Regions from separate parts of the Homo sapiens genome. Here region 1 is linked to region 2. A link is an interaction called in ENCODE POLR2A ChIA-PET data of the cell type or tissue named here. Cell type or tissue: OCI-LY7. All regions are shown on one strand. Region 1 overlaps CORO2B (coronin 2B). Region 2 overlaps SMAD3 (SMAD family member 3).

Evidence for each region. ChIA-PET counts read pairs that join two places held together with the same protein. Peaks named below come from ENCODE experiments on the same cell type or tissue, not always from the same donor. Only the 100,000 strongest peaks of a DNase experiment are listed, where the experiment ranks them.
Region 1: POLR2A ChIA-PET joins it to region 2 with 7 read pairs; 1 of 35 experiments calls an interaction of 5 or more read pairs at or near these places.

The regions. Positions count from the first base shown.
Region 1 is chr15:68,590,886-68,595,885 of GRCh38, forward strand. All of the region lies in intron 1 of CORO2B (coronin 2B), which reads left to right. Among named protein-coding and RNA genes, the nearest start is that of CORO2B, 14 kb to the left of the region's middle. RefSeq lists an enhancer at 1-115. In OCI-LY7, no CTCF peak of the experiment used is centred here; a DNase peak (open chromatin) is centred at 3,106.
Region 2 is chr15:67,084,061-67,089,060 of GRCh38, forward strand. All of the region lies in intron 1 of SMAD3 (SMAD family member 3), which reads left to right. Among named protein-coding and RNA genes, the nearest start is that of SMAD3, 21 kb to the left of the region's middle. In OCI-LY7, no CTCF peak of the experiment used is centred here; DNase peaks (open chromatin) are centred at 1,301, 1,921 and 2,531; H3K4me3 peaks cover 3,836 bases; H3K27ac peaks cover 4,451 bases.

The DNA.
Region 1 (5,000 bases), 1.5 Mb after region 2:
ACCCTGGCTGCCCTGTTCTCCTATGCAGGGCCGGCCGCCTTCCCCATCCCTACCCTTGTGCAAATAAAACGAGGACTGAGATTTATTTAAAAAAAATTTGCTGAGCCCTGTGTGCCAGGCCCTAAGCGGCATTGAGGGTGCAGGGATGAACCAAAGCAGTCTCTGTCTCCAGGGGGATCCTGGTCTGTGGGGGGACACAGGCTGCAGGACTCAGAAGGACACATGGCTGCAGGGATGTTGGGGAAGGGAGGCTGATGGGTGGAGGCGTGGAACAGCAGTGACAGGGACATGTGCACAGAACTGTGAAACTATGAGAGACGTGGCTGGGCAGGCCAAGGAAGCTCTCTGGAAGGAGAGATCTTCCCTCAGTCTTCCAGCATGAGTAGGCAGAGGCAGATGAAGAGGCAGGAAAGGCATTCCAGGTTGAGCGGGCAGCGTGAACAAAGGAATGGAAGGGGAAACATGTTTGGCTTATTCTAGGAGAGAACCAGTTGGGTGCTGCTGGGCTGGAAATGGAGGGGCTGTATGTGGCTGGACAGGCAGGCAGGGGCCATGGGGAGCTTTGGATGCCAAGCCAAGAAGCTTGAGCTTCATTGTGTGGTGTTGCTGGGAGTCCTAGAGGGGCTTTAAGCAAAGGAGTGATGTGATCCCATTCACACTTTAGGTGGTCTGTCCCTACCCACATTGCCCTAGAGGCAGAGAGGTGAGTGGACATTCTCAAAGCCTATGTGCAATGAGGCGGGGAAGGGGTTTCTGAGCCCCTAGCCCAGACCTCCTGAAGGTCTCTCCCTGTGCCTGGGAGCTGGGTGTCACATATGCCCCACCCCATACCCTAAGATGGGAGTCCTGGCCTGGACCACTCCATGGTATGGGCCTTTCCCATCTGCCTGGGCTGCCAGATGGTTCGATCTAAGGGTTGAGAACATAGGAGGGGGCAGAGGACCAGAAGTTTCCTTCTAGGAAAACGTGGTTATAGCATGGCGAGAAGAGCACTGGAATGGGATTTCAGGAGCTCCTGCCTAAACCCTAGCCCTGACCCTCCCTGGCTGTGTGATCTTGGGTTGGTCACTTCCTCCTCTGGTTGGGGACTGCCTCACCTGGTTTGAGGCTGGGTGCAGAAGTGAGCTTCTGGATGCGAGTTTATGCCCTGATGCTGCCCAGCCTTGGGCCCTGTTTTACCCTCTTCCCTTCCCCGGTGTCCCCAGACTCTGCAGCCAGTGTGTCTCCTTCTGCGCCGTGTCCTCCAACCACACATCCACTCCAGACTGCCAAGAGTTGTGACAAGTTCATGAGACTTGGAGGTTAAGGACCAGAGTTTGAGTCCTGCCAGCTTGCTTGCTTGGAGGAGGTCTCAACCTTTGTGTTCATTGTCATACATGTGGTGTAAATTCCAGCCCTTAGCACACATAAGGGAATTTTCTGAGTCAGCGTCTTTCATGTCTCTTGGATATACCCCACCTGTGCTTGTTCTGTCTATTTCATTGGGAGAGCCCTCATCTGATGGAATTCTATATCCAGTTTTTAGTGGTTACCTGGGGTGGGGATAGGGGTAGAGTATTAACTGAGATAGGGTATGAGAGAAACTTCTGGAGTGATGGCGGTTACATGAATGCATACATGTATAAAAATCTGTCAAGGCAAACACTTAAGATTTGTGCACTGTAGGCATGTTATATATATTTTACATCTCAATTAAAAATAAATAAATGAAAAAAGATTCTTCCCAGCTTTCTGGTTCAAGTCCCACCTCTCTGCATCTATTCATATATTCATTCACTCTATAAATATTTGTTTGTGCTCCAGCCAGCCCAGGCATACAGAGATGGAGAGGCTGGTCTGTGTACTGTACAGTATGTACGGAATGTACAGTATTCTGGTCTGTGTACTGTCATGGGAGCTCAGAAGCACAGAACCTTCAGGGCTCATGGGGATATTGACCATGGAGGTGGTTCTCAACCCCGGCTGCAAATCACCTGGTGAGGTTTAAATGCCTGTTTCCAGCTTCATGTATGTTTTAGTCCATTTTCTGCTTCTGTAACAGAATACCGCAGACTGGGTAGTTTATAAAGAACAGAAGTTTATTTGGCTCATGGTTCTAGAGACTAAGAAGTCCAAGAGCATTGCACCAGCATCTGGTGAGGGTCATCCCATGGCAGAGGCATCACGTCATAGTGAGTGTGTGAGACAGAGAGAGGAAATTGGGCCAAACTCATTCTTTCATCAGGAGCCCACTCCCAGGATAATCACATTAATTAATTTGTGAGGGCAGAGCTCTCATGACTTAATCCCCTCTTAAAGGCCCCATCTCTTAATACTGTTACATTGGCAATTAAATTTCAACATGAGTTTTGGCAGAGATATTCAAACCGTAGCCATGGGTGTATGACCTGTTCAACATTTGGTTTAATGTTCTGTTGTCACTGTCTTGAAATTCTTAAAAACTTTTGAAAAAGGGGACCTGCAAATGAAATAGTTGGTCCTCCCTGTCCTCCTTCCCCCAGAACAATAGAATCAGAATCTCTGAGAGGTGGGATCCAGGCAGTCACATTTCTTAAAAGCTGAGCTTCCATTCTCTAGCAGCCAGGTCTGGATGTAGCCCTACTCCTAGACATTTGCTGAAACACAATCTGGAGCCTCGTTCTCTAGACACTTGTGACTGAGCTGGAACAATAAGACTTCACACATGAGAGTGTCACAAGAGCAATTCCTGGGCAACAGTGTTAGAAAGCTACAAGGGAGCTCAGAGAGGAGGGGAAGAAGACCCTCTCTGGGTTTGTTTTTTTTTTTGCAACTCTGAAAAGAGCTATCAGTCCAGTTTGTCTGCCCCTTGATAGTATTTCCAGAAGTGGATGAGCTGTGAAGTGAGTTTGCTCTGAGGTGGCGAAGTGGGTGTAGGACGCATTGCACCATGCAAAGGTCCCATTGTGGGGTGGGAAGGTCAAGGAAGGCTTCATGGAGGAGGTGGCACATGAGCCATCCTGACCTGAGAAGGGCGAGAGAAGAGAAGAGAAGAGGAGAAAAGGCAAAAGGACAAATGCATTTAAGAAGGGGAAGGGCTCATTTGGGGGAAAGGGAGGAACTAGGCTAACTGGAGTATGACTTGAGCAGAGAGAGATGTGGTTGGGTGGCACAGGAAATGATAGTCTGAAGTCAGAATCCCGTCAGCAATGGGGAGCTGTTGAGTGTTCTGGATCCAAGAATAATGTGCTCCATAAATGTCTGAACGAATAAACAAAAGGGGTGTTTGGGGGAGACATAAAGGGGATTGGCCCTCTAAATCGCTGAGGTTTGCAGCCAGAACTCTGGTCCACCTGGCATGGAAGGCTCTGCACCCTCTTCCCCATAGGTGGTGCCTGTCTGTGCAGGAACCTGGTGTCCCCTGCAGTATGGTCCAGGGGCAGCAGTGACTGAAGCATCCCCAAGAATAGCAGACATGGAACAGACCATTTCCTCCCATTTCTAGGAACAGCAAGCTGTGGGTGGATGGGTAGGTGGAGGCGCTTTTGGTACAAGCTGAGCTGTGCTCTCCAGCTCTCACCAGGTTCCCCAGCCCAGGTGAGCAGCCCTGGCAGGAAGGTGCTATCTTGTATCTCCCATGGCCTGGTGAACACTAATTCCTTGGGCAGGGTGGTCCCTGCTTGGAATAGAGGAGCCCCGATTTCTGAATAACCAGCAGCAGATCTAAAGCAGTTCTGTTTGTTTCTGTCTCCTGAAATATTTATGCAGGAATATGAGAAAGGGGCTCTGTTTATTGAACTCATCCTCCAGGGCAGAAGCCGTGGGGAAAGAGCCACTTCCCATGTCTGCGAGCCAATGAGCAGAGGTGGAATTTCTTTGGGTTTGAAGTGAGACAGAGCCTGTGTGCTTGCAGAAGGAAGTGGGGTGGGATTCCTGGAGAGGACAGAAAGCCCTTTCAACCTCTTGCCTCCAGTCCCAGGAAAGCTTTTCAGCACATACTTTCCTGGCGAATCCAAATAATAACAATTGAAATCTCAGCCTTGGTTCTACTCTGGGCTTTGCCTCTATCATGCTGTGTGACCTTAGGCAAGTTGTTAACCTCTCTGGATTGTTTTTTTCCAATTCTGAAAAGAGTGAACTATCAGTCCAGTTCTAGCTGTCCGTGCAGTTCTAGCTATCAGTCCAGTTCTGTCTGCCCCTTGATAGTATTTTAAGAGTCAGTTGAGTTGTGCAGTGAAGTGGATTTAGGAAGCATTGTACCATGCAAAGTCCCAACTCTGCAGCATTCGAGGCCAGAGAACTGGCTGAGTGGCCAGCCAAGTGGCAGCCTCAGCTGTGACTTGTGGGGTCAGGCCAGAGAGAGTACTCTCTTGAGCTGGACCCTACCCTGCCTCAGGTTGGGACAAAGGGGCCCCCTCCCTCTTTCCTCCTCCAGCTAAGCCCTGCTGTCCTGTGTCCCTGAGAACACTGGCAGGATTTCCTCCCAGGAAGGGGGACATGGATGTCCAGTTTACATCCCTGGGAGTTGCAGACACCAGAGAAGCAAGGCAGCACTTCCCCATGACAGTGGGATACGCCTTATCGTCAGATATAGAAGCCTGTGGCTCCAGGCCCTGAGCCATGCAGCAGGGCTCAGATATCCGCTGTCCTCCTTTAGGGGACTGGGATCCCCTTCCCTCAGTTCAGCCCCTTGGGCAGGGCTTCAGGGGCTTCTCCCAGGGGTGGGTTCTGTTCTCAGCTCTGTGACTGGCTTGGTCTTCCTGTTTCCCATGGTGGACTTCATGAGTGGTAAAGTTAATAACAGTTATTATCACTAGACCAATCCAAATCTTAATACAAAATACCATCAATTAAGCACCTGCTCCATGCCAGGCTCTGTACTGGCTCAGTGGACACACAGAGGGGACCAATTTCCCCAGCCTTTAAGGAAGTTGAATTCTGCCTGGGAGGCAGACGGGCAAACAAATACGGATGAAGCCATTGGCTCAGCATTGAATGCGAGTCCTAAAGGCCGAGGGACCCTGGTGAGACGGAGCGGGCGT
Region 2 (5,000 bases):
TTTTTTTTTCTTTTTTTTTTTTTTTTTTTTTTTGAGATGGAGTCTCGCTCTGTCGCCCAGGCTGGAGTGCAGTGATGCGATCTCGGCTCACTGCAAGCTCTGCCTCCGGGGTTCATGCTATTCTCCTGCCTCAGCCTCCCGAGTAGCTGGCACTACAGGCGTCTGCCACCACACCTGGCTAATTTTTTTTTTTTGTATTTTTAGTAGAGACGGGGTTTCTTTGTGTTAGCCAGGATGGTCTCCATCTCCTGACCTCGTGATCTGCCTGCCTCGGCCTCCCAAAGTGCTGGGATTACAGGCATGAGCCACCGTGCCTGGCCAGTCTCAGATTTTCATGATAGCCCTCTGAACTCTCCTTGGCTTCTTGCCTTTGGCTGTTTTCTCAATGCATATATTTTCCTGGGGGACAAATCTAAGTTTTCATCTGATGCTCTGCCTTCAGAGGGGAACCATTCCTTAATGACCTATTTAATTGTATTATCATTGTTGTTTAATTCATCACATATTTACTGAGCTTCTTTTGTTGGTGGTGGTGCCATCAGACACAGTGGTCCAGGAGCTGCAATGCGTTGCTGATGAGGATGGTCACACATAGCTCTGCCCTCATGGAGCGTCCCAGGGTGAAATGAGACCTCCCCTGAGAACCGACTCCCAGGGTAGGGGAAATCAGTCTGCAGGCAAAGAGGAATTCAAATTTAGCCTGAAGCACAGGTTTTCTGTGCTTCTAGGCACCGGCTGCATTCCAACCGTAGTGCCATAAAAATACAGGAAGGAAGGGAAACGTGTTCACAGGTTGGTTAGAGATGTGGAAACCAACAATCAGCTCTCTCTTATCCGTAAGAAACTAGAATCTACTGCTGGCTTCAGTCCCTCAGACCTGCTGCTCAACAGAGTGCCCTTTCAAACCTGGGTTAGACTCTGTGCTAATGGCTTTTTTCATGAACCTCAGACAGCCGGAAAGTATATTCTTTGAGGATTATGATCGACTAGGATGCTCGGGAATCTTTAAAGAGAAGCACTATCTTGGCTATATTTGCCCTCAGTTGTTTTAAGGCCAGTGAGGAGACTGAGCATTTCAGAGGTGAAGCATTTAGAGGATGGCCTCTGAAAGCATACGGCTCAGTAAACAACTGACCCATCCTTTGTCACCGTTTTTGTCCAGCGGCTGTCACCATAGGGGCTCCTCTGGTGTGGAGGAGAGAGAATTAGAGGCAGCAGGCCTGGGTTCTAGGTCTGCCTCATTGTGAACCAGCTTCAGGACCTTGGGTGAGTCACTTTTCTGCCCTGGCCCCTGGCTTCCTCTTCTATAAACTGAAGGTGTTGGCTTAGCAGGATTTTAAAGTTTCTTCCACCTTAAAAACTCTGATTCCTGCACTTGCATTCAAAGAAATGACTCTATTACTCATTTGAATAGTTTCAGAATCACTGTATAGTCAACTCTGGACTAGAAATGGGGGCCTGCAGTTGAGGACAGGATGGAAAGAGGTTTGGGGTTCAGGGTGGGCTGTGAGGGCTAGGATTCTTGATTCCTCATGATTTGCAATTGGTTGTTGGTGTTACCATGGAAGGTTCTCAACCATGGCTGCTTTTAAAAATTTTGATGCTCAGACCACCCCTGGAGACCAGTGAATTTCAAATTTCTACAGGCCGGCCTGGGGAAATCCATGTTTTTTAACTTTCCTAGGTGATTCCGGTATGTGGCCGGGATTGAGAATCACAGCCATAGATGCTTATGTAAAGCTGTGTTCAGTGTTACAGGCATCTGTTCTGGGTGGAAAGTGATAGTGGTTGGTCAAAAAAAAAGCGTGCACACACACACACACACACACACACACACACATACACAGAGAACAGCTCTAGGTTCTGGAAGTGTGTTGATTTGGTCACCACAAGTGCTGGTGGTGAGTAGTTGCCCTGAGGTTTGGAGTTCCAGTTCCCTCCTATCTCTGGGTCAGTGGTTTCTCAACATCTTTGAAGTAGTGAAACCATCTGTAGTTGGTTATTTCTGCTCAGAAACTCACAGTACAAAGTGGGGGGTGGTGCAGGGGGGTGGAGCTGGAATGGATTAAACAGGCCCTTACAAATGCCCACACTTTTTTCATGAAACTAAGTTAGAGGCCTTAGCCAACTCCAGCATACCTTAGTGTCAGTTCTTTGGCATTGCCCCGGTGGATTCTAGGGGCTGTGAAGGCTGTAGGGGTGTGTGTTACTCCCTGCTGCTTTGGTGAGAGAGTGTCCCTGTCTTTGGCTGAGAGCATCCTGTCCTGCCACTTCATCAGCAGTAGCATCTAAACAGCCCTTGAAGGGAATCAGTATCTACAGCCTAAGAAATCTGATGGGACACATCTCTCTGCATTAAAATATTAACAGAAAAGGTCAAACTGGGAAGGGGCAGCTAAGTTGGAATATCTCATTCAGGTAAAGGGATGGGCTTGTGGATCCTTAATTGGTGTGAAATGCGCCCTAGGAGGGGAGACTATATCAGTGCTGAAAGCCCTTGAGGGCTTTCACAGATGAAGGGGGATGGTATGAGAAGCTTTACAAATAACAAGGTTTGAGATGCAGTTGTAGACACATGCCAGATGTAGGTTGCTATTTTCTCAGCTCAATGAGGAATCTGTCAAGGCACTCTTAGAAATGGAAAATATAGTTCCTGCCCTCAGGAACTATAGTGTCACGTGATAGCAGTGAAGACCTTCTATGTCCTGGCCACACAGTGAGGATCAGAAGACAGAGCATGGAGAGTGGAATGGGACACATGGATCAAGGAACGTGGACCTGAGCAAGCAAAAGCAAGTCACTCGGGTCCCACTATCACATTGCATATCTTCTCCTTTTTTTTTTTTTTTTCTGAGACGGAGTTTCGCTCTTGTTGCCCAGGCTGGAGTGCAGTGGTGCGATCTCAGCTCACTACAACCTCCACCTCCCAGGTTCAAGCGATTCTCGTGCCTCAGACTCCCAAGTAGCTGGTATTACAGGCGCCTGCCACCACACCTGGCTAATTTTTAGTAGAGATGGGGTTTCACTATGTTGGCCAGATTGGTCTTGAACTCCTGACTTCAGGTGATCTGCCCACCTCAGCCTCCCAGAGTGCTGGGGTTACAGGCATGAGCCACAGCACCAGCCTCTTCTCCTTTCTAACGTGATGTCAGTGTCTCTGGGAAGCAGCCTTAGTTGGCACCTCACTGGCAGCAAGAATGACTTCATGTTCTTGCTCCCATGAAAATTCTCTGCTTTCAGGAATACACTTTCCTCTAGGTTTTTTCTTTGTCTGCAAGTGGGGGGGTGTTCTTTGCCAGATCCCTGCTTTGATGATTACCATCTGCCCACCTGAGTTTCCTGCATAGTTTCAGTTGGAAACTCTTTTCTCTTTGGACCCTAAGATACCGTGTAATAGGATTGTTCTTGGTTTCAGTAGGCACCTGGCACCCTCTCAGCTGTGGCTGCATTTCAGGTATGGATGGGAGTGATTATCTGTGCATCAGAAAACTCAAGATTGTCATGTGAGCAAGTTGTGTGATCATCAGTAAATGCAGAGCTGGCTTTGTTAGGCCCTGGTTGTGGCCAAGGCTTTCCTTTCCCGGCGGGTGATTATTCCAGATTTCATGGTCACTAGCTGAGTGTAATCAGGAGCAGATAAGAAAGCCCTGTATAGAGCAAAGTATGCATTTCTTAAGGTGGTGGGGGAGGTGGCAGAGGCATTATATAGACGTGTGTGTTTGTGCATGTGTTTAAAAAAAGACTTATATTTTCTGGGCAGCAGAACTTAAGTTTCCAGTAAACATCTCCTCCCTTTTTACTTTACCTTTTAATTTTGTGTTTATGGTCTCTGTGCTTTGAAATTGTTTTTGCTGTGATGCCAGCCCTGCCTGAAATGGGTGGAGCAAGCCAAGCCCTTTGGAAGCCATGGTTTAGATCAGAGTTCTTGTACTGACATGGCCCAGCTGATTGACAGCTCAGATGTGATCACTCCGTCTCAACTAGAAGAATAAAAATAAAAACCTTGAGCTGGAGCGGAGAGGGGTCACACATTTGTTAGTTTATCCCCTACTCTCACCTTTATCGCAGGAGGAGTGATAAAGTGCTGCTGTGTGTAATTCTGGTCTGGGGTTGGTTTTCTGTAGTCCCAAACCTGGGACTAATTCTCCCTGGAGCCCGTGGCCCAGAAGATGGGTGCACAGTAGGGTTACTTGATGCTAAACGGCTTTCCCGATAGACTTGGGATCTCACTGTTCTTGTCTTAGCTTTACTTGTTGGGTTGGAGGAGGTGAGGTGGGTGGGCAGGGGCCTAGGGAAGCCCACTATAGAAACACTGGGACAGAGAATCCAGCCCAGGCTAGGTGAGAGCATCTGCCAGTGTGAAAACACGTGGAAGCGGGGGAGGCAGGCGAGAAAAGCTGTGGGAGAAAACCTCACAAATGCAGCAAAGCTGCCCAGGGCCCAAGCGGTGGGGCGGTAGCGAGGGAAACACAGTGGTGTTTGGCTGCTGCTTCACACCACTTTTAATTCAGCGCTGCTAGGAAGGCTATTTCAGAATGCTCCCGAGTGGGAGGGGGCAGCTGCTCTAGGGTGGGAAGGGGATGCTAAGGCCGGGTGCGGTGGCTCACGCCTGTAATCCCAGCACTTTGGGAGCCGAGGTGGGCGAATCACGAGGTCAGGAGTTCGAGACCAGCCCGACCAATATGGTGAAACCCTGCCTCTACTAAAAATACAAAAATGAGCCAGGTGTGGTGGCGGGTGCCTGTAGTCCCAGCTACTCAGGAGGCTGAGGCAGGAGAATCACTTGAACCCAGGAGGCAGAGGTTGCAGTGAGCTGAGATCACGCCACTGCACTTGAGCCTGGGCAACAGAGCCAGACTCTGTCTTAAAAAAAAGGGGGTGCTGGAGAGCATGTGGGGTGGATAGGGCTGACTAGAGACCTTTGTCAGGGTGACCTTTCTCCAGAGAGCCCAGTAGGCTCAGAAGGAAGGTCCCTCAGCACCCTGGCCCACACAGTTCCA